Linked DNA regions of Mus musculus: all the other regions are linked to region 3. The links are chromatin loops, found by intact Hi-C in ENCODE. Cell type or tissue: gastrocnemius. All regions are shown on one strand. Region 1 holds the start of 4930546K05Rik (RIKEN cDNA 4930546K05 gene). Region 2 overlaps Sorl1 (sortilin-related receptor, LDLR class A repeats-containing). Region 3 holds the start of Sorl1 (sortilin-related receptor, LDLR class A repeats-containing).

Evidence for each region. A loop is a pair of places that touch in the nucleus more often than their neighbours do. Peaks named below come from ENCODE experiments on the same cell type or tissue, not always from the same donor. Only the 100,000 strongest peaks of a DNase experiment are listed, where the experiment ranks them.
Region 1: it touches region 3 in a loop (5-fold over the local background); 8 of 42 quality-filtered maps call a loop at or near these places.
Region 2: it touches region 3 in a loop (4-fold over the local background); 11 of 42 quality-filtered maps call a loop at or near these places.

The regions. Positions count from the first base shown.
Region 1 is chr9:42,205,480-42,213,479 of GRCm38, forward strand. 4930546K05Rik (RIKEN cDNA 4930546K05 gene) reads right to left here and starts at 3,752. Exons shown (of 7, transcript NR_040754.1): 1 at 3,674-3,752; 2 at 136-255. In gastrocnemius, a CTCF peak has its summit at 3,175; a DNase peak (open chromatin) is centred at 3,155; H3K27ac peaks cover 1,155 bases.
Region 2 is chr9:41,995,401-42,003,400 of GRCm38, forward strand. It overlaps Sorl1 (sortilin-related receptor, LDLR class A repeats-containing), which reads right to left. Exons shown (of 48, transcript NM_011436.4): 29 at 7,154-7,285; 30 at 6,071-6,205; 31 at 4,844-4,999; 32 at 771-920. Among named protein-coding and RNA genes, the nearest start is that of Gm16214, 23 kb to the right of the region's middle. In gastrocnemius, a CTCF peak has its summit at 4,514 (motif pointing right); DNase peaks (open chromatin) are centred at 4,520 and 4,874.
Region 3 is chr9:42,120,547-42,128,546 of GRCm38, forward strand. It overlaps Sorl1 (sortilin-related receptor, LDLR class A repeats-containing), which reads right to left and starts at 3,751. Exons shown (of 48, transcript NM_011436.4): 1 at 3,283-3,751. The coding sequence starts at 3,567. In gastrocnemius, a CTCF peak has its summit at 3,582 (motif pointing right); DNase peaks (open chromatin) are centred at 496, 1,334, 1,572, 3,627 and 2 more places; H3K4me3 peaks cover 2,830 bases; H3K27ac peaks cover 3,770 bases.

The DNA.
Region 1 (8,000 bases), 85 kb after region 3:
AATCTTTTTTTGATGAATATCTATTACTTATATGATGATAGAAATACTAAAAATAAAGATAGCAGAAACTCAAATTATCTCCCCATCCTATGCCCTTTGCAGCAGTCAACACAGGCCTGAGGGAAATGAACAAACCTGAGCGGTTTCCCTGGTCTCTCGGTCTCGCCCTTGGTCATTCTGTTGTGTGCAGCTTGTCTAACAGGATGGAATCCAAAAGTGTCTGCATCTCAAAGAGACTGTTCTTTAAGTCTGCCCCTGTAAGAGATACCAAAGTATGACTCCCCAAAGTTCAACTGAAAGAGACCAATGAGTTCAGTTGAGCTTTCTTACAAAGCGTATGTGAGGGATTACGTGCAGGAGTAGGTGTAGAACTTGAGAATTCTACTGGTGCAGAAGTTGAGAAACATGACAGTTTTTTTTATGCATGCATGTTTGCATGTGAGTCCCCATGCTCATGTGTACATATGTGTTCGGAGTCTAGTGTTTGACACTAAGTATCTTCTTCACTCTCCATTTTATTTATTGGAGCAGGATCCCTCCTTGAACCTCACAAACTTGGTCAGCTACCTAGCCAGCTTTCCCCAGGATACTCTGCCTTCCCCTCCTAAGAACCGGGATTGCAGGTAGGCTGCTATGCCCAGTTCAGGGGATCCAAACTGTGCTGTTTAAACCTGCAAGGTAAGCACTTTATTCAATGAGCTTTCTCCCTAGGCCCTTAAGAAAAATGTTTGCTGGCTATGTGTTGTATGGTACCTTTTCCCAAGGACCATAATGCTATCTTGGGCTTTGCCCCTGGTAGCTATGAAAACAGATCAATATAACACTAGCCAGGTCTGTGGTAATGGCCATGGAGCTATAGACGCTTGCTATGTGGTGGAAGGGAGGGTTTGGGACCATCACCGGAGAGCCCTCCTTCTCCAGCTGCTACTGAGCCTGGGAGATGCTAACATATATATATACATACACACACACATATATACATATATATATATACACACACATATGGTTAACTGCAATGGATTGGAACTCGGTGGTCCTGAAGGTGTTCTGGTGTCACCATGCTCCTGTAACCCCTCACATGGCTCTATAAGAAAGCTCATTGGTCTCACTCAGTTGGCCTTGGGTAAGTCACACTTTGATTTATTGCTCACATCCATCTATGGTGACTGGACATTCATTGTGCCTTCCCAGGAAAACGTAACACAAAACCACACTGGCTAACTGGGATTTTTTTATATTGTGTTATCTGCAAACAACTCGCATTAGAGCAGATTCTTCTACTCAAATGACGCAAGGCTTTTTTCCACTTGTTTTTCTTTCTAATTTGGACAGATCTCTGCTGTATTCCCTGTCCACCCCCTTAACCCCCACTGCAGGATCATAAACCCCAGCCCAAACTTGAGTCCTTGAGGTTTTTGGAGTCTGTCACATTGGAAGTGTGAGATACAGCCATCTGGCAGGCTACAAGGCAAGAGGTTTTGAAATATTTATGTTTGTGAAGCATGAGCCATGATTTTTAACTGTGTGTTAGAAGCTGAGCAGGCACACACTTGGGGCCTAGGCAATGCAGCCAGCAGCTCTCAGCTGACTTCTCCCTGTAGGAGGAAGCAGGCATGAAGCCTGCTCCATAAAGAAAGAGAACACAGAGTGGCTCTCTTTCCCCTTGCTTGGCCTTCGGTGTGCTTTCTAAAGGAGTATTGGTTGAGAGAGAATGAGCTGATGCTGAGATTAATAACTGAGGATGCTCTCGGAGGCCCTATAAGCTTTAAAAATGCTTTACAGAGCTGGGCACTGAAGAGTAGACGAGAAGAGCCCATCTTAATCAGCAGTGTGAGTTTAAATTTGGGGCTCTCTGGCAAAGTATCTGCAAGGGCCATTAGCTTTCATTAATTATACCATAAACAGAATTCTAGTGGAAAGAGCCACTGGTTACAGGAGGCAGGATTGGGAAGGTGGCTCAGGGGTCTTCGGGTGACAGTGGCACCCTGGATCTGAGTACACAGCTTTCCTCTGAGTACAGAACAGCCACACGGACCAGCTGCATTTCCAGGGATGGAGAAGGACCCACAGTCCACATCCCAGGAGATCATCATCTGCGATTTCATCAACTCTGTTGTCAAGCACAAGGGAAAGAATAAAGACCCGTTTCTGTTCTTTCTTTTTCTCTTTTACAATTTCAGCTGAACTGGTGGGTATCTGCTCACTCTTGTGGATGGTGGTCTCGGGACACTTTCAGGTTATTTTTAAAAAGGTGGGCACTCACTGAAAATGAGCAGTCTGCTTTTGTATTAATTTTGAAGACCATCTGTGATTGATTTACTAGAATGCTAATAATATTTTGCTTTCCTATATTTTCCTTCAAGAGCCTCCTAAATGTCTTCCCTAGCCTTATGCAATATGTATATGTATGTATATATGTATGTATATGTTTATGTGTATATGTGTGTATGTATGTATATATGTGTATATGTGTGTATATGCATGTGTGTTTATGTGTGTATGTATATACATATGTGTGTATGTTTATGTGTATATATGTGTCTGTATAGGTGTGTATATGTGCATGTGCATCTATATGTATATATGGCTATATTTGGATATGTAACTGTATATGCATATGTATGTGTGTATGTGTATATATGTTTATGTGTATATGTGTATATACATGTATATGTGGCTATATGTTTATATGTAACTGTATGTGTATGTGTGTGTATATGTTTATGTGCATATATGTGCATATGTATATATATGTCTCCATAGCTTGTCTGTAGAGGTCATTGTCACAGGTGGTACATGATGATAGGACTTCATGGTGGCTCCAGTTACAGGGAGCCAACCTTAGAAGCAAATGTTCTTCTTAAACCTAGTGTTGATGTGAGGGGTATCTTCTTCTAAACACGACTGTGCGTCAGCTTTGGGGATTTGTGTTCTGGGGTACCCTCTCTACCTCAGAAAGTAGAGTCAGAGAAGAAATGAATGACTGGGCTTCAGGGAAGCCATTAGGCAGCTACCGGTGAGTGTGGAGCCAGACACTGTGCTGAGGTCTCATTTTCTCCATGTCAGTGACTGTTGCACTGCTGTGACTGTGATACTGGACAGAAACTGCCCAAGGAAGGCAAGGTTTGCTTGAGCTCAGGATTCCTGAGAGTTTTAGCGCCCCACAGTGGGGAAGCCAAGGAAGAAACGCTCAGTCTGTGTCGGTGGGAGCATGTGGTGGGGCTCTCCACATCCGGGAGGATTAGAAGGCAGAACTCATGGTAGAACAAGCCAGGCCTAACCTTCAAAGGCCCACTCCAAGTGACTCACTTCCTGAAGTTTGGCTCCACCCTCTAAGGTTCCACAGTCTTCCACAATAGTTCTGCTGCTTAGAGAAGTGGGCCTGGGGAAGACATTGCACATGCGAATCATAGCATACTACATAGCAGTTCTGTGGGGAGGTGAGCATTAGAGCCCATCACAGATAAGAAAGCTATGGGTTAGAAAGGTAAACAACCTCTCGTTAGTATGAGGCCAGGATCTGAATGCAGATCATTTTATATAATAAATTGAATGCTTATACTAGGTACTGTAGTTTCTAGAAAGACATAGTTAGGAAGCATTTGGAAATTAATCTACCCCTGGAAGCAATCATCTTTTGAGTCAGAAGAACCATTTCCTGTCTCTAACCCACCTTCAGCTCCAGTCATAGGGCCCAGTTAGGGGCTCTTCTTGACACATTTTCAGTGAGCACTGAGGCTGAGAGGTTTTGTTGACTTAACTAGATCTAGAATCACCATGGAAACACACTTCTAGGTGTGTCGGGGGAGGGGGGGATTGTAATAGATTAGGTTGAGGTAGCAAGTTTCCCCGTAGATGCAGGCAGTTCCATTTCCTGGAGTCCTATAGAAGTGGGGAGCTAGCTAGCTGCTCATCAGCGTTCACCTGTCTCTGCTTCCACACTGGATCTACAATCTGGTCACCATGACCACCAGGTTCCTCCAGCATGATAGACAGCGTGATAGACCTGCCTGAAACTGTTATTCAGAAGAAACCCTTCACCTTGCTTTTTCGGTAACTTTGTTGCAGCAACAAGAAAACTTACCAATATGGTAGCTCTTGGTGTTAGCAGGAGCCTAACTGCTTAAAAGACTGAGAGGTTTGCCCAAATAAAGAACTTATCCCAAGGGCCTGAGCAGCCAGGAGGGTGATTCTAAGTAAACAGGTCTCTTAGCTCTGGGACTTTGTCATCTCACCGAACGAGAACATGGAATGAGTCACTTTGTGGTATCTTTCCACTCCTCTCTTGGCACCCCTGTCACATCCATGTGGTTCATTCAAGCAGCTTGTGAAAGTACCATTCTAGAACCATAGTTGAATGAACCACATACTTGGCGCTGTTTGTTTGGCTGGCCCACTTTCCCTTACACTACCACTTACAGCCATATCTCTGCATGGCCACCCACTACTGGCCTCCCTTCACCCTCCTATACCTACTGCCGAAGAGCAAGATGGGATCAGAGTCCCTTCTCAGGGAACAGAGCCTGACGGCTGGACCACTAACGTGTGAATTTGTGAGCCAGTTACAGATCAGGTCTTCAGATAGAAAAGAGGCGAGTTACAAAGATAGACACAGAGATGAGTCAGAAGCAGACTCTCTCCTTCTGCTTCTACTCTCCTGCCTCCGGCCCTTGTTTCCAGACGCATCCTGTTTGCCACTTTATAATGAAATTCTTTTGTTTTTCTGTAGACCTGCCTCTGGTTTCTGCACTAGCAACAGAGGATTTGGACTTTGTCTGAGCTTTGTGAGTTAGTGGCCTACCTTAACTTGTTCTTTGAAGTCCTGGTGTTAGGTCCATTTTCCCTGTAGGCAAATTAATTTTGCTCAGTCCAGAAGCAACAGTTTATCTCTGTATCTATTTTCACAAGGTGAGAGAGAGGCATGGATCAGCAGTGCTGGGAGATAAACAGCCGAAAAGCAAATGTACTGTAGAGAGCGAGCATCCATTATCCTGGATAGTGATCGATGGCTTGTTAGCTGACTGGTTTGGTTTTTTTTTTTTCTTTCTTTCTTTCTGCTTCCTGTCTGTGCAGCCTATAAACCTGAAGATGGGAGGAGAACAAATCTTGTACATAGAAGTAGTTGCTTTTCTTTATGTCTCCAGAAAGATGTTAGCTAAGAAGACAGAAAGTCTCTGCTGGTGTCAAATCAAATGGGAAGGAGAGTGAGCTGGAGTGAGAGAGAGCAGCTCAGAAGTGGGGGTGGGGGTGGGGGGTGAGATAACGTAGCTGCAGGCTCTTGGGGCCTGCATGCTGTATCAATATTTCAGAGCACAGTAGGGCTGTGGTCCCCAGCCTCCTCCTTTGGATTTCCTAAATGTAATGCACGGCAGGGAAGCAGCCATGTGGCACATGTATGCCTTTCCTAGGCAGCTATAACAAAACACCACCAGCTAGGTGGTGGCTTTGTTTTTAACATTTATTATTTTATGAATGGGAGTACACTGTCTTTCAGACACACCAGAGAGGGCATCAGACCCCCCATGACAGATGGTTGTGAGCCACCGTGTGGTTGCTGGGAATTGAACTCAGGGCCTCTGGAAGAGTAGTCAGTGCTCTTAACCATTGTCTCACTGTCTGCCTTCACATCCTCCCCACTGTTTATCTGGCTCGTGTCCACCTCTCCCCCTTCTTGGAGTAACATCAGTTTTACTGGATGAAGGACTTGCTGTGCTGGCCTATGACTTCACCTTAACTAATTATACCTGTACTGAGCATATCTCCAAATGAGGTCACATTTTGAGATACTGTAGATTTGGTTTAGGAATCCAACACATCTTCTGGGGCTGGGGAGTTATAATCATTTGAGCTTAACTCGAAGTAATGTGGGTATCGCAAGGAGTTCAGGCGAATGCAGTGGCGCTGATGACCTTCAGAGAAACACTTGTTTTCAAGACAGGATTTCCCACAACAGACTGAGCTGGCCTGGAATTAACGTGTAGGCCCGAATGACCTCACCCATGTCCCTCTAGCCTCACAGCCTACCAAGGTCTGGGATGACAGGCATTTGATTTTGCTTTCTGTTGCTGTGATGAAACATTCTCACCAAAAGCCCATCACGGACGAAAGTCAAGGCAGGAACTCAACATAGGAACCTAAAGTAAAAACCACGGAGAATGTTGCACTAGCTTGATTCCCCCAGGCTCATGATTAGTTAGGTTTCGTATACAGCCCAAGACCATTCCGTGCAAGTGTAGCACGACCTATAGAGTAGGCTGGGACCTACATCAATTATCAACCAAAGAAAAGCCGTAGAGGATCCCAGCAACCATGTGGGGTCTTGTGAGGAGCTTCGGCCTGTGGCATCTACTACAGGTGGGTGGCCAGGGATGTTTGGCAGGAGCTAGATGGGACTAGTTACTGAAGTTTAGGGAAGATGGGAGGTATGGAGCAAAGAGTACTGATAAGGGCATGCTTTTCCAGGCGAGAGATAGTAGCACCCAGCAACTGTGCCAAGAAGGCAAGTTGAAAAGGAACAACTCTGTGTGTGTGTGTGTGTTTTATCTGTGGAGTTAACTTGACAATAAAAACTAACCTGTTTAACAGGTATGCACACCAGGCTTCCTTAGAAATTTTGGTAAATTGATTGAGTAGCTAGTAAAGACCATTCTGATGAGGAGCCACCGTTGAGAATCTCTCCCTAAGGAAAGAATAGCCAGAAATCAGCATGGGGGTGTGTGGAGGTCTAGAGAGGATAAGGGATGCTCTTAGCTCCATCTTATTATAGCCACGAGACTAGAATGGGAGTGGTTAGTAGGGCTTCAACAAAGGGACATGGGGCTGAAGGAGGTCTGCAATCCCAGGGCTGAGGCCAAAGAACCATTGAGAAATGGAGGAATCAGTCCCACTGAATGGCTTGAGTCTGTGTGGTTAGGGTTATGGCACAGTGGATATAAAAAAGAATAAAGAATCAGACCCTGAGTTTATAAATGCCACTCAATTGCTAGGATCCCGTTTGACTCTCTGGCTGAGGACGAGCTACAATCTTCCCATTTCTAGTTCTGTTGCAGAGCCCAGGTTTAAAATAAAGGACTCAACAAACAATGCCTGAGCAAGGGGACAAATGCCTACACCAATTAGTCAGGACTGGCTGCCCAGCAAACAGGACTGAGTGTGTATAATTAGATCCTACATGGGGCGAGGCAGAGGGACAGGGGCTGACATGTTCAATCGTAACATCTATGCTATCTGTGACTGACATGGAGTAAGGAGGAAAAAAACTCAAGATAGAGAGAAGGAGAGGGGAGTCTGGAGAGTGTTCTAACTACTGCTGAGCTAGCTTTTGCTAATTAAGTTTCATTTGTGGTTTATAATAAATCAATGGGTGTTCCATATTCAAATGTAAGAATGTATTATCTCCTCAATCAAAAGATGAACTTGAATTATCTTTGTCATTGTCCGTGCCCCCCCCCCCATTCTATAATTGGTTATATTGATTTCTTCTGTCTGGGAAGAATATCAGAACCAATGCATAATTACCACGAAGTTGTACTCCTGTTAAAGTAATAGAAATATTAGTGGGACAGTCAAGTATTAAGTATTTCTGGGTACTACAAGATACTACCACTCAGTTCAGTACCTGGACTCATATTGCTGCTTCAGTCCATTAACAGCAAACACAAAGAATTCAAGGAAAAAATTCTAACTTCTATTCATAAACCAGAAACAGTTTTAGAAGTCATACTAGAGAGGGTTTTTAAAAAAAAAATCATTATGATAATTCAAACTGGCTACCAACAAAGGATTCTCTATTGACTTTGCAGAAATCTGGTCACCCAGCCAGTACAAAAATGTTTCCAGGGATGAAGAGCTCATCTGTTTGCCAGGAAGTCAGTTTTGTTATTGGACAACAGCTGGAGAACACTGGGATGAGACCCAAGAACCTGTATTGTAGTATCAATGATGTTCTGTCATATTATCTGTCAAGTCAAATCAATGCCTAAATGTGTTTCAGAATCCCC
Region 2 (8,000 bases), 130 kb before region 3:
AATTAGCGAGTTCTGATCAGCCAGGAGGGAGGCCTGCTTCTTTTCTTTCCTGTTAATTATTTTTTAACATTCACCTGACGCCACAGCTCGCTCTTGGCTAAGCTGTTCCCACCGTGGCTTTGGTGAGCGTGAGCATGAGGTAAACCGGCCCTGCTATCGGACTGCCCCAGGGGTTCGCTTTCTTCAGTCTTCCCATGCAAATGTAGGATTTTCCACTAACCGGCATTTAATTTCTCTGTGTTGGGCTTGGTGTATTCTCCCTTGATAAGGACATTCAACGTGGAATGAGAGCAAGGCCACAGAGGAAAGTCCCAGTGCCAGTGACCAGGGGTGGGATGAGGGGTGAGGGGTGAGGGGTGAGGGGTGAGGGGTGAGGTTCTAACAGTGCAGTGGGGATCTGTCCAATAGAATATTCTAAATGCCTAAGATGCTCACTGAATACTTCCAAAAGGCCATGGCTTTACCAACAGGGGCTTTTAGGAATTAAATATGTTCCGCAATAAAACAAAACACACACAAAAAAACCTCATTCAAGATATTTTTCTTCCATTCAGAATCTTTCTGCTAGGGACGCATGCTCCAGGTATTTAACATTTAGCCAGCCTGTTAAATCTGGTGTCACTACCATATACTGTGACGTGTGCCCATGCGCTAAGGCCCTCATAGACAATTCAGTAAACAAAGTTACCCAAGGCAGACAGGAACCAGCTGCCCAAAGACGAAGCTGAAGAAGGGGACTCAGGACTCAATGGCCACGAGAGGATACTCACGGCAGTTGGCTTCATCCTGGCCGTCTTGGCAATCTTGGTGGCCGTCACAGCGCTTCCAGTTGGGGATACATTTCTTTGGTTGGTGACACTCGAACTCAAATCGGTCGCACTGCCCGAACTGGGTGGGAGTGGAGGCGGCAGTGGAGTTTGCTAGGAAAATGCCATTTTTAAAATTACTTTTTGGTAAGGAGGAAGCTTGCCTATAAGAGCAACTGTTCAACTTTTCAATGTGCTGAGAGTGTGGAGGGAAGAGGGGCTGCATCCCACCGGAAGCTATTGGAAGAGAACGCTCTGAGCCAGCCAGCTCAACATCACAGGGTCCCCCAGAGGCTCAACAACTATCATGTGAGAGAGACGACCGGAAAAGGGTCAGAAGTTTCAGAGCAGCCTCCTTGCTACCATCTCCCTCTGGACCCAGCCCCAGGAGACGACTGCCCATATCTGAGTAGGCCAGAAGCCCGGCTGACTGTGGTTTGTAAAGAATCAAAGTGGGCTGTCTGAGCAGCCTTACCTGAGAAAGAAGAAGCTACTGGTAACAGAGGTACTGACTTACAGTCAGTCAATGAGAAGCCAAGACACTTCCCGAGAGCTCTGACATGAGACCTTACAGTATAGGCAGGAGGCCTAAGTACACTGACAGCTTCATGGATAAACAAGGAACTTGCCAAGGCCTGGGGTTTCCTAGCTAAAGGCTAGCCACAAAGCACAAAGCCGACATGCTCAGTAGTGTGCTTGGAACCTATTAGTGCTCAGCATTTTAGTTCCTGTTCTAAAACACATGTAGCTATAAAGAGTTATCTAAGGAAAGCCTTTAGCCTCAAAAACAAAATAAAATGCAACGTGTGCATGTATGCATGCATGTGCATGTGCGCGCACACAAATGTGCACATACACGAGTGCGTACACAGTCACACACATGCATATACAGACACACAAGTGTGCACACACAGTCACACACATGCATACACACTCATGCACACAGACACACAAGTGTGCACACACACTCATACACAGACACAGGAGTGTGTACATACATGAACACACACTCATACACACGTACAAGTGTGCACACACACACTTACACACACACTCATACATACACAAGTATGCATACACACCTACACACAGATGCACACTCATGCACAGACACATAGACACACATACAAGTATGCACACAGACACACACACATAGACACACACACACAGACACACACACACACAGACACACACACACAGACACACACACACACACAGACACAGACACACACACACACATAGCTCTAAGAAAGATTGTTTGGAGGAAAAACAGCTTTATAGGAAACAAATGTCAGGAGGCTGAGGAGATGGCTCAGTGACTAAGACCCACTACCCTGAGGACTTGATTCTGAATACCCAGCACCCCTGTCACAAAGCAGAGCAGATTCAGTGAAGGGCTGTTTCAGAGCATGAAGCTGAAAGCGATAGAGAAGACACCCAATGCCAATGTCCTGCTGTGGCCCCTGTGTGCGCACCCACAGGCACACAAATTGTGCAGGCATCCTACACATACACACCTCGCCACCAAACACACACAGACGCAAACTTCGACGCCAAATGTCTTTAGTATGCTCGTGGGCATACACATATTCTCCATGCAAATGGGGACAGTACTGAAAGGAACAATAATAAACATGAAAAACAAGTGAATCCAGAATAACAGAAACGAAGACACTCGGAGGAAGAGCTGGTGACGTGAGGCAAATGTCACAGAAAGCAGTTAGAAAAGATACAAATCTTTATAGCTAAAAAAGATTTTAAAAAAACACAAAAAACAAACAAACAAAGAAACAAACCAAAAAGGCAAGAGTAAGGATCGCAGATGCAGATGTGGTGACTCGTGCCTGAAATCCCAGACACTCAGGAGACAGAGGTAGGAGGATTACCACAAGTGTGAGCCCGGTCTGCTCTACACAGCCAATTGCAGGGCTACACAGAGGGATTTTGTTCAAACAAAACAAAACAAAACAAAACAAACAAACAAACAAAACAAAAAGAGCATGAGGAGATCCAATCAACAGACAGTGACAGACAACAAGGTCACCAGGAGAAGAGAGAGGCTTGCTCCATTAACTAAACAGTTCCAGGAAAGATCCCTCAAACCCCGACACGTGGATCTCCACACTAGATGGGAAAAGGATGTACATCGAAGCACAGCCTAGTAAAAAGTCAGAACACAGGAGCCAAGCGGGAGATATGATAAGCGAGCAGAAAACTTAAAATGAAATGGCTCACGTTGGCCATGGCTTTCCTAAAAGCTACTCAAAGGACAACCGCAGAGGCCTTCCAATTCTAAAGCAAAGCAATTGACAAGCTAGTCTCCTAAATCCAGCTCAGATCAATCAAACCTGAAGACAGGGCAAAAACAGTTTCAAACGTGTCAGTCCCCAGATCTCTCTCCACGTATTCTCTCCCAGGAACTTTCTATATTAACCACGAGAGAGAAGAAGAGAAAGGAGAAACATGGAGACATAGTGGTGGTCAGCCTCACAAAGACAACCGTACAGGAGCATCAGGAGCAACGGGTAAGAAGCACAGGAACACGGCCTGAACAAAGCACGCCGAGATGCTCCTACGGCGTTCTCAGCCACCGCAGCATAGGAGCCACCCAACACGGTCTCTGCAGGCTGTGCTACAACACGCTCCGAGGCTAGCCTGGATACACAGTGAGAGCCTCACTCTAAAAAGTAACTAAGGAAGAGAGGTGATAGGAACAGAGCAATGGGAGAGGCAGAAGAGCAAAGAGAAGAGAAGGGGCGGTGGAGAGCAGAGGAGAGGGCTGGGGAGAGGTAGGGGGAGAAAAGAAGAATGAAGAGGAAGGAAAGAGGAAAGGCTGGGTGTTGGGAACTGCTCTCCTGGCCTGGGAGGATAGCTCAGTGGATAAAGTGCTTGCCTTGCAGTAATCCCAGGGTTCCTAGGATGAGATGAAGACAGAGAGTCCCCAGTCCCCAAGTGTCGGCTAGATTGGCATATGCATCTATACACAGCAATAGACCCTGGCTGTCCCAAACAAGATGGGATGCAAGGACCAAAGATGTGGTGGTCTTCTGACCTCCACACATGTGAACAGGTATGAGTACACACACACACACACACACACACACACACACACACACACACACACACATACACACACACACGCTGACATACACATAAGGGGGATTTTTAAAAAAATTGATCTTCTACAAGACCACAGGGAGAAGGGGCAAGGTGACAAGTTGAGAAATAATGTAGGTGGCTGTGACCAAGACACATGGTAAACATATATGGGAATATCATAATAAAACCCACTATCTTGTACAATGAATATACACTTACGATTTTTAAAAACCAAAATTTAAAAAACGAATTAGCAACCCACCAGTTAAAAATGACTGCCTAAGTTAAGATATTTGTTTAGCAGTCACAGCATCTTCCACCACTAGACCGTAAGGCCTCCTCTGATTTTCCAAGCAAGAAGCCACTGGTGACTTTTAAAAAGGGAAGTGCTGGGGTGTGCACAGAGGAAGAGGATCTCTGCAGACCTAAGATTGGGCTCTGAAAAGGACTGTGCAAAGCAGTCCAACCAAGTGTCAATTCTCCTTTCAAAAAGCAAGCTTGGGACTGCTTGCAGTTCAGGGAAAGACACGGCCCCCTCACCCCAGTTCTGCCTACAGGACAGGTGACTTCTCAAAGGTGGACCTCAAAGATCAGGTTGTACAGACCTTTCCGCTGTTTCTGTGATCAGCCACTAGATGGCAGTGGTCACCCTTCTTTTAGAGGGAATGCCAGCCAGCCAACAAGCATAAAAATGATTCTTTCCCCTAAGTTTTGTACACACACAAAACACTGCCTTATTACCCCATCTGTAATTCCCCACTGTAAGGGAAGCAGGGGTGGCAGGCAGGGGAGTGGGACTTTTCTGGCCAGAAACACACAGAGCAGTTTAAAAGCTGGGATGCTTCTCTTGGGTTGCCACACAGTCTTGGTACACAATACTCCCAGAGTCCCCTCCAGGAAAGAAAATGCCAACTGGGCACATCAAGGCCAGGACTCACCTAGAGAGGGGCAGGCCTCCTCATCAGAGCCATCTGCACAGTCCCTGTAGCCGTCGCACACCCAGGTGCCCATCACACAGGCCCCGCTGCTGCAGTGGAAGTAATTGGGCAGACACGTGGAGGGCCCGGGGGTCGGGGAGGGTAGAACATGTGAATCTGAGGAAGAACAAGCAAGGAGTGTTAGTAGAAGTGTTAGTAGAAGATTGATCACCAATTAAAAAACGTGTCCCAAGCCTATGTTGACATCCCTGTTGCACCAGCCCAAGGAGACCAGTGTCAGACACAGCCTTGAACATCAGCTCATGTAAATAGCATTTATATGGGGTATGGAAGGGGTTTCTGAAGAGATGGCAGCCTTTCCACACTGCTTAGGGGAGTTAATAAGCTACAACACTTGCAATAATGTAACAGTCGTATACATTTGCTCTTGCAAGGGCTCCTGACTGCTGCTAGAGGAAGCGGGTGGACAGGCAATAAGGAAGGCCCAGGTGGCTGGACCATTCTCACCCAGGCCTAGCATGGCTGTAGATAAAGCATCAATGGCCCAAGGTGAGAAAGCAAAGGGCAACAGCAGCACATGTTCTAACCCGGGGCCCCTGACTATATTGAAGTGCACTGGTATGGGGTCCTCTGACATTTCAAAGATAGTCCAGAGAAATGTGGGGGCGGGGGCTGCACAGCAAACGTTAGAATCAAGGCTCTGGGCTCCCTCAGTCAGCCCTTCAGAAGCAGGAATGGGTAGCCTTGGAGACGGTGAAAACTGATCACATAGATTGGAAAACAGAGAGTGGGGATCGGGGCCAAGGGCCTGAGTTCAATCCCCAGAACCTATACAAAATGCTAAGCATAGTGGAGCATGCTTTTGTGTCCACAGTGGGGGTGGGGGGGGAGGGTAAGACAGGCAGACAGGCATCTCTGGAGTCTGTTGGCCAGCCAGCTAAGTCTAATTGGTGAGCCCCGGGTCCCCAGTAAGACACTGTCTCATAAACCAAGGTGAAAAGAGACTGAAAGCCGACAGCGGAGGTTGACCCGTGGCCTCCATGAGCATCTGTACAGACATGCAAAATGAGAAAGAAAGATCACAGAAGAACTCAGCATCACAAAAAGCCAAAGAGTAAGGATTAAGCCAGGCACTCTAGAGAGAGTGGGGGTCTGCAGCCAGGCAGGGCTGTCCTGCTGCCCAGGCTGGGTGGGGCTCGGGCTGACCCCAGTACCTGGGGTTCTCACCTCCACAATCCTTCTCATCAGACCAGTCCCCACAGTCGTTCTCTCTGTCACATTTCCACCTGTTGGGGATGCAGTGGCCATTCTCACAGTGGAACTGAAAGTAACGGGAACAGTTTGGGGCTTCCGTGGGGTTTTCTGTAGAGATCAAACACACCAGTCATTTCCACTGCACCGGTGTGAACTAGAGGATTCATCTATGTTTATCTCCCCAAGGGCCAAGTCCTAGGGCACCTGTCCGACTCCCTGGAAGAACATATGGCATCTTCGTGGGTCCAAGGAGGGGTAAGGAACACATGAAAACTCAACAGCACCCCATCTTCTTAGGCCCCAAGTCCCACTTCTCTGACCTATTCTGCTACCCTGAGAATGGTCACTCTGAGTTCTAACCATGACACTTCACCAAAGACATAGTTTAAGTGTGAAGACAGCCCAAGGATGATGGTATGGTCTGTAACTGGCAGAGGGAGGTACACTCCTCAGCACTGAACATCATGACGGCTGATCTCAGTCAATATACAGCTGGACTCAGAATCGTCATGGAAACACACCCCTGGGTGTGCCGATTATGGTCCTTCCAAAAATGTTTAGCAGAGCAGGAAAGGCCCATGCTGAGTCAGGGTGGCGTGTTCCACCGGCTGCAGCCATGGACTGGGTACAAAGGAGAAACTGAATCGAGGGTCCGCACTCACTTCTCTCGGCTTCCTGACTCTGCGTGTGGTTGTCTGGGGTCACTGTTGTCATAATCCCCTTGCCTGTGCCAGACTGCACCCTTACACTGTGTGCCAAAATAAACGTTTCTTCCTAAACGTGGCTCTCTTGTGCATCCTGCCACAAGAAAAGGAACCAAGATACCATTCTCCCTTACCCACTATCTTCCGAACATGGGTTGTGGCCCCGTGAAAAAAGGGAGTGGAATGAGCTTTCCCCTAGCACCTACTGGATGCCAGCTTCCCTGTCTGTTCCTTCCGTGAGGACTTGAAAGCCGGCACCCTGTGCTGCTGAGGCAGCAGAAGGCACTTGAGCATCCTCCATCGCCTGTAACAGGAAGGCTGGCTGCGGGAGGCGGGACTTCCGGCATCTTACCACAGTTGGCCTCGTCAGAGTAGTCCCCGCAGTCATCCATCCCATCGCATTTCCAAATCAAGCTGATGCACACTCCGTTCTGACACTGGAAGCCGAACTCATCGCACTCCTTGTGGAACTCGGGGTCTTGCGCTAGAGGGCGAGAACTGTCGGTCAAGCCCAGGTTACTTCCACGCTGGAGAGTTCAGAGCAGCAGGGCTCCTTGGTAGCTAAGGTCCTACGCTGAGAGCTAAGGGAGCCCTGAGAAATCAAGGCGGGACCGGGTCTCAGCAGAGCACACAATAACTAATCCATTCCGCACACTCACATGGGGCATGGACAGGGCCAAATCCCTGAGCTCCAATACTGTGCCTGCTTTAGAGATAACACTTTCAATGAGGAAATTTACATTCAAATAGAGTCATCAAGGTGGGCTCTAGTCTAGTATTGACTAGTGTCCTTAGGAAAAGATTGCCCCTGAAGCCCAGGTTTTTGATGCCAACCTGGGCAACATGGCAGGACCCTGTTTCTTTAAATTAAAATATACAACAGTGGAAATTGAGACACAGATGCATACAGGAGAACGATCACGTGACGACATAGGTAAAGACAGCACCCACTAGGTGGGGAGGGAGGCCCCGGATAGTGCTCCCAACACCTCAAGAGTGGACAACAGTTTCTGTTGGTTGAAGCACACAGTCAGTCTACTGGGCTTTGCTATGATAGCTTAAGGCATGCACAGCCCTAGTGCTATGCTTTGAATATGAAATGTACCCAACAGGTTTATGTTTGAACACTTGGTCCCTACTCAGTGCCACTATTTTGGGAGGCTCTGGGAACTCTGGCTGGGACGTGGAATATCAGTAGG
Region 3 (8,000 bases):
TTTAATATATAAATTAATTAAATATATTTATACATTATTAAATCATTAATAATATGCACAGTTATCAAGAAATGTACTAGAGATTATTGTCAATAATAATTACATATATTATATATTTAAAAGCTATTGCTTCCTCCTCCTTTAATTTGACCTCTTTTAAAGGATAGGCCTTCCTTGTAAAATTTGAACTTATGTAGAAAAGCCTTAGAATCTGGTCTGTTGGTCTCTACTATTGCAAATGTGTTTCTGGGTGATCATGTCAGAACCACTCTCCTCGTATTAGGAAATCTTTCTAAGAAAAAGATCCTGAGAAGGAATATAGTCAAAATAACAAAATCTTTACTCCATAAAGTGAGGAAGGTAAAAGAAGGGTCACTCCAGTGTGACATGCTGTTAACAGGCTCCTTTCTCTGCCAAAATTTCCCTGGCAAAGCCTTCCTTCTGTCCCCCCTGAGGCTAGTGACCTTCTCACCACCTCCCTGGCTTCTGCTTCCAGCTCTGACAAGTGTCCCCTTACTCCCTTACCCTCACCAAGGCCCAAGGACAAGAAACTGCAGAGCACCTAAGTCTCCCTGTCCCCAGCCATCACTCCAGGTCCAGAGCCTCCCTCAGCCACATAAGCCCACGGTAGGGTAAGGGCCGGTTGAGTGTGACAGGTCTGCTGGTTATCACCTGTTTGTTTACAATGACCTCGAGTTCAATTGTTTTCTTTGTTTGCTGCTTGTTTGTGTGTGTGTGTTTTGAGAAACATATCCCCTTCAGACAACTGTCCACTGTAATTATGTGGGTTTAAGAATTGAAGGGAATTTATATAACTTGGTGCAGGGTAAGAGTTCAAACAAGCATACAGATTAATAACACAGCCGCATTTGGGGGGGTAGGGGGTGGAGGCACTATTCATACCTGGGTATGTCCCAGGAAAAACCGAGGTACACATATGGCCACCTCAGCTACAGAGGTGATTCCAAATAGACATACATCACCCCAGAGACCCAGAGAAGAGCCCCTAAGCCATTCAGTCACTGCTTCCTGAGCCTGTAGTCCGAAGGGCCTGCACCAGGTTAGAGCTTGTGGCAGAAATCCCATACCATAAAGTTAGGTCTTCCTTCTGTCTGAGTCCACTCCTCCACAAGGAAGGGTAATGCTATTTTTTTCCTTAACCTGTAGCAATAGGGAATGGGGGCCTAGGAAGGCAGCCCTAGTGAGGACGGGTACAGGAGGGATCCTCACTGTTGTGTGGGAATGCCTCATTCTGAGTCCAACTGTTGGCTGGATCTGCATCCTTCAATGGAACCAGTCTGGCTGGCCTGAAGACATGAAAGCAAAGCGCAGGGGGCGGGGGGTGGGGGGGAAGTGTTTGGAGAGGCTCCCAAAGAGGACAGAGTTCGTCTCTAGCTTGCTATAAATCCCTGGGAGATTTTCACAGGGCAAACCCTAAGGAAGGAGGAAATAAAGAGCACCTGCATGGATGCCACGGAGACTAGAAGGTGCCTCTGTCCACCAAAGCTAGGCTGGAGGGGACCTGAACACTCACTCCTCCCACACCCAGCCCACCCTCTCAGGAGCACAGCAGAGCTCAGCAAGCTGGAGAGACCCACCCTCGGCAATTCCAAGCTGCCATGCCTGCCAAGAGCAATCTTGCTGACTTCCAAATTACAAAAAGGAAGTTTCAGATGGGGATGAAAAGGGGGGCACAAGGATCTGGGCCCAAAACAGGGCAGGTGGGCTTCAGGAGTCTAAGCGCTGCACACACCACGTACACACAGACGCACACGCACATACATACACCATCAAGCAGTTACAGGTCATCTGGTATACATTCCTGCCCAGGGGCAAGTGGTCTGGTGGTGGGCAGATGTCAGCTACTCCCACCCACACACAACCGCCCCTCTGTCTTCATAACGATATATACATTTTATTTTAGAAAGGAGATGTTTAGGAAGCACTGAGCAGAGACAAGGTGACCCCCCACCTCCCAGCACCCAAAGGTCAGTGAGACCATGCAGGCAAGAGAACTACAGTGCTCACAGCCCTTTCCTGCGTGACCTTGGACCAGTCATCGCACCTGTCACAGTTTGGGTTTCTTCACTCAAAACGTGACACAATAGGGTGACACAATAGGGTGGCATGTTTTATGAGACGCTTTCTGGCTCCAGGAGTTGATTGCTTAACTCTATGTATGGCCTGAAGGAAGACTTTGCTATAGCCAAAATCAGTGAAGAAAGGCAGAACCCCCAGCTAATCACTTAATTTGTACTTTAGAAAGCAACAGTCGCTCTGGGACATGGTTGTGTTGGTCAGCTCCATCAGGCCCACCATTTCTCTCCCACCGACCTTCTAGTTTTGCTGATGTCAATCTTAACTGAAGGACTGGGAGTCTCTGAGTAGACAATAATACGGGCAAATTGATTCCACCAGCGCTGATACGAAGGGGGACAAATTCAACTTGGCAACCCAGCAGTCAGTGGGGGCCATGAGTGAAATGTGTGTTACTTATGACCTAATAAACCCATTGCCTGGATAGAAATAAATCCTTTAATGAATATTAAGCCCAGCAAATTTCTTGCAGTAGTCTCAAATCCCAAGTGTCATAAGAGATAGTTTCTATCTAAAATAAAGCCATCACCTTGAAGGGCTGGGATGGAAAGGGGACGGATTGATGTGCTGTACTCCCAACGAAGAGAATCCAGCCTTACACGCAGATATTCACGAGCTCACACGCACACATATGTCTACTGGGTACACAAGGGGCATTCGTAGCGCTTTGAGAGTTGCCCACCTTTACTGGGGTTCATGAGAATAAACATGGCATGCCCTCCTCTGCAATTCTGCTTAAGTGCTTTACAACTGCAGGATTCTCGCTCCCGCTGCCAAAGGATGGTACGGGAGTTGGGGTGGAAGGGAGGGGGGTTATGCCCGTTTTTATCCAGATGTAAAATTTATGCTGTACCCCTCAAAATCCTGCCAGAAACTACCCTAGTCTGTCTGCATACAGGCTAGGGAAGAGAGGCTCTGCACCCTTCCAGTTACCTGGAACACATCTGCTAAAATCGACAGAAAGGAGGAAAAAGAAAAAAGATCTATGCGACCAGAGTGCTGACGGCTGTACTCATGTGATGTACAGGGGGAAAGGAGAAGAAAAAGAAATGAAACAAACATGCCAGCCGGGAAGTCCCCAAGCGGAGCCAGCACCTGGGAAGCGACTGCAAAGGATGGGTGCGGGGGTGAGGAAGTGGTGGGAGAGAAAGGGGCTGGAAGGAGGTGGCTTGCAGAAGTGCTCACCTGTCCATACACCTGGATAGGCTGGGGCTGCAGAGCAGCGCTCCGCCGGGTCCTGAGTGGCTTCCTGGCCGCCGGGCTCGCCCCCGGGGCATCCCCGTGCGTTCCTAGCCGGAGATCGCGCGGGTCGCCCTGCACCACGAAGAAGCCCCGGTCCTGGGGCAAGGGCGCCGGGCCACCGTGCAATCTCTGCGTCCAGCCCCCGCCGAGAGCCCCGCGGGGTAGCAGCGCGACCAGGGCGAATAGGAAAGGGAGTCTCGACTCCCTCCTGCTGCTCCGTGTCGCCATGTTCGGGCGAACGCTCCCGCAGGTGGCGCCGCCGCCAGGAGAGAATGTGCAGCGCGCGCCGGGACAGCGCGGGGCCAGGGCCGGGGCCGCGCGCGCCGCTCCCGGGGCTCCAAGCCGCCCGGGCCGCTCCGCTGCGCCCGCCACCGCAGCCACGGCCACCGCCGCCGCCGGGTCCCGCTCGCTCGGCGCCGTGCCGTCACGTGTGAGCTCGCAGCGCGTCCCCCTTCGCGCACTTTCTCCGCTCGCTGCGACTGCGGCCCCGCCCCCTGGGATGGGGAAGTCAAGGCAGGGAGCGCCCGCCTGAGGGCACCGTGGTCCCCTTCGCGCACACCTCGCCCTCCCTACCGCAGTGAAGAGTTGCGTGGGCGCCGTGCTCTATTTCCCCGGGTTGAGTTAGCTACTCCATGGGCTCCTGGGGTACCCTGGTCGCCCCAAACTGCCATCAGTCTCTGCACCTTGTGCAGCCACTCAACCACCTTCCTGGGCCTTGGCCTCATGTTCACCTCCAATGGAAAGCAAACCACAGAACTGGCCCTTAGCACACCAACAAAGTAAGTCAAGATGAACCTGCTGGTTTGTGAAACTTACGTGGTTTCAACTACCAGAAATGCGCTTGAAATGGCTACAGCTCAAACTACCTTTGATCAAGCTGAACTAACTGCCCCTGCGTCCAGCAGAGTATAGCAGACAAACACCCTGCCCAGAAGCAGTAAAACCTAGGCTATACTTGCTCCACCTGGACAACTACACTAGGCATGGCCCAGGGCCCTACCAGCCTCCTGCTTTGGTCCCTTAAGATGTTCCAGCATTGAGCCACTCTCAGAGCTAAGATGTGTGTTTCAACCAAACACCATTAGTTGTAAAGGCTGTAAAGACTGCTCATGTACTGGAGGAATCAGATGCCCAAAGACGGGGTGCACTTTCAATGCACCTTAAAATCAGCTCCAAGAGCCAGATTGTAACCGCTTTTATACATTTTTCCCCCAGCTGGTGGGAGCAGTTAAGTATTAACCTGTATTTCATCCTAGGTCTCTCCAGACTCCAGTCCTGGTTATTGGGATGACTCAAAGCCGTCCATTGGTTTAGAGAAGGGAAGGTGATCTCTCTCGATCTCTCTCTCTCTCTCTCTCTCTCTCTCTCTCTCTCTCTCTCTCTCTCTCTCTCTCACACACACACACACACACACACACACACACACACACACACACACACACACACACACACACACACACACACACCTTTCTGCCACTTCAGCAAGCCCGGAGCTTGGTTCTGTCTCTTGTTTACTTGCCATTCAACTTCAGTCTAGTTAGCCTAATCTAGTTCCTTCGTTCCTCCCTCCCTCCAATCTATACCGCTTTGGGCAACCCGCCAGAACCTGTCATGATCTGAACTGGGTTTGTCCCTGGGTTGAAGTGTATTGCCATTGTGGTGGGTGCCTTTAAGGGTTGATTATGCTATTGAGAGGAACCGGGCCTTTCTCAGTGGAGTAAGTTTGTTCTCCCAAGAACAGTGGGTAGAGCAGTTGAACTTTAGCTCCGCCTAAAGCAGTTCTCATAAAGCAAGGAGCCCTCCTTGTTTTATCTCTAAAACAGCTAGACCTCCTATGAGCTGAAGCAGCATCCGGCTCTTGCTGGAAGCTGAGAAGGTGCCAACGCCATGCTCACAGACTTCCCTCCCAGCCTCTGTAACTATGAGCTCAAAATATGACTATCACCTGTGAAAGAATGCCAGCATCCCTTCATCTCCCTCAACCCGCCCCAGCTGAGGTTCTGCAGCCTCCCACCCTCCCACAACCCTTTCCCTCCCCAACTCAGATGATTGTTGAGCCACCTAACTCACAGCCACTGAACCATCAGCACCTCTGCCATCTTTGACTCCCAGGAGAAGACTAAAGGAACAGCCTACAGTCAGAACACCCTGCATGAGATTTGATCATCGGTTGTTTGTCAGGCTATCTTTAATGAGAACCATCTTCGATGAGTTAGGCTCTCAGCAGAAAACAACCCCAAGCGGCTTCTAGTTGTTGTGTGGAAGACAAAGCGGTCTGCCCCTGTGAACTGCTGGCTTCAGCTTCAGGTGGCAATTTGCGTGGAAGGATTAGTAGGGCAGGACCAGCTACTTGCTCATTTTGATTTGGATTTGTAATTTCAATGCTATAAAACTGGCAAGAATGCTTGAACACGGTTAATTTACTCCTCGAATGCCTTCCTCTCTAATCATTATCTACATTCTAAGCCATTCTTAGGTGGATAGTCGGCTCTCGGGGAGACCGTGGGCTGCAGAACCATGGGGCACAGGAGAAAGAAAGCACACTGAATTTTTTTAAGGCAAAGGCCCAATTCTAGCTATGGGGACTTGGCTGAATGCCCTCCCTGGAGCTTCCGTTTTCTCACCTATAAAATAGAGGACTTAGTTCTTACCCCACCTCTGCTAACAGTCAGAGTACCAAGCAAGTGAGCTCGTGTATGTAAAAAAAAAAAAAAAAAACTGTGACACTCCCCACAGCAAAGGACTGTGCAGGCAGCGTTGGAGGTCTGCATGATGGTTCTGGTCTTGTGGCAAGTTTCTACATGGGTTTGGTGGGTTTGTTTTTTCTTTTCTCTTTTGTTTATGCTTTTGGGGCAGGGGTTAGGAGGGTTCCCTGGTCGGTAAGATTATTCTCTACCTTTGGGACTCCTACAAGAGCGTGAGAGGTGAGAGCGGAAGAGCCACAGGGCAAGTTCACCCCGAACAGGAGTCAGAGCTGAGTTGTGCAATCCAAGCGGGGTAGTTTTCCTAACTTCAAAACCAGATCTGGGTTGTAAAAAAGCTTGTACTTCCTCCATCTCCCCAGGGCCATAGACAAGGGGAAGATGTATTCTAGCCCTCTCTGCCCTACCCACGGCCTTGCTATGATGCTGGACAACATCACTACAAAAATCAATATGCATGGATCTATACATGGACAGCTTAGCAGGGAAAGGTGCGGTGCTTGTTGCCAAACCCAGTAAGCAGAGTTCAATTCCCAGGACCCACGTAGTGGAGAAAGAGAACCAACATCTACAACAAGTTGTCCTCTGATCTCCATATGGGGGCCACACTTTCACACTTGTGCACGAATGTATACACACACACACACACACACACACATATGAATGTGTCTTTCGTGTGTCCATGCACATAAACAAACATACAAACACACATATGTATGATAGCACATACCACACATACATACATGAATAAAGGAAACACCTAGCAAAAGCTGAGTATGGTGGAAGACACCCATACTCCAGCACTTGCGAGATTAATGTCTATAATCCCATTTCTGGGACGTTGAAGGCAAGAGGATCATGAGTTTGAGATAAGCCTACGAAACTTAGCAAGTCCAATTACTCACGAGCTGGCTCAGCCAGAAAAGGCGATTGCGGCCAAGCTGGATGAGCTGAGTTTGATCTCTAGGACCCAGATGGTGGGGGCAAACAACCAAACTACAAGTTGTCTTCTGACGTTCACATGGATATAACTCACAGGTGGAGTGTTTACTTAAAACACCCAAGACCCAGACATAGGCTCTCCCTGTGAGAGAAAGGGGGGAGGAGAAAGGATGACAGGAAAGGAGGAACTTTAAAATAACAATGACAGCTGAAGACAAAGTGGGCAGGCAAGGGCAGAATCCTGAAAACATACTCTGATTTCTTTCTTACCTGGGGACCTTTGGAAATACTCCCCATCACTCCTTGGACCCTGGCTAGACTCTCTCTGCATCTAAGTGACTAGTGTCTCTCCCTCTAGAGGCCCACCAAGAAATAAGCTGGTAATAGTCAAATTATCAAAAGAGATACACAGACTTACTCTGTGCACTCTCCATGAGAGCCACACAATATACAAGACCCAAGGAAGGGGCAGGTTTGACGCTTATACAGCCCACGCCTCTGAGCTTAGGGGCCTGTAGAATCTGAGAGGTGATGGCAAGGTTTTGTAAAAGAGGAAGCAGACTGCAAAGGAAAGTCTTCTTATTCCACAGCAATAGAGCCCTAGCTAGGGTTTCCCAGAATGTGCACAATAGGCTGATGAACCATGCTTGTGAGTTCGTCTGTTTGGTGAGACGCCAGTAAGGATGTTAAAGGCTATGGCTTGGGTTCTTCTTGAGTAACTTCCGTTGGTCAGATAAGGGAACTTCACTGAAAGCTCCTCTCAGGCTTCTGTGGGGGTGAGGTGGGGGAGGGGGGGCAGAAGTCAGCCAGCCTTTGTTTCTCAGGCTGCTTCTGAGCCCTTTTCAGTGCTGCAGCCCAAAGGGCTCAGCATGCGGTCGCCATATTGAGTGGTTCCTTTTCGGATCTCCAACAGACCCACGCAGATGAATGGAGAGCAGAGGTGATGGAGTGATGCTGAGTGATGTGACCAGTGTTGCTGACCATGATGACACACACCTGTAATCCCAGCACCTTTGC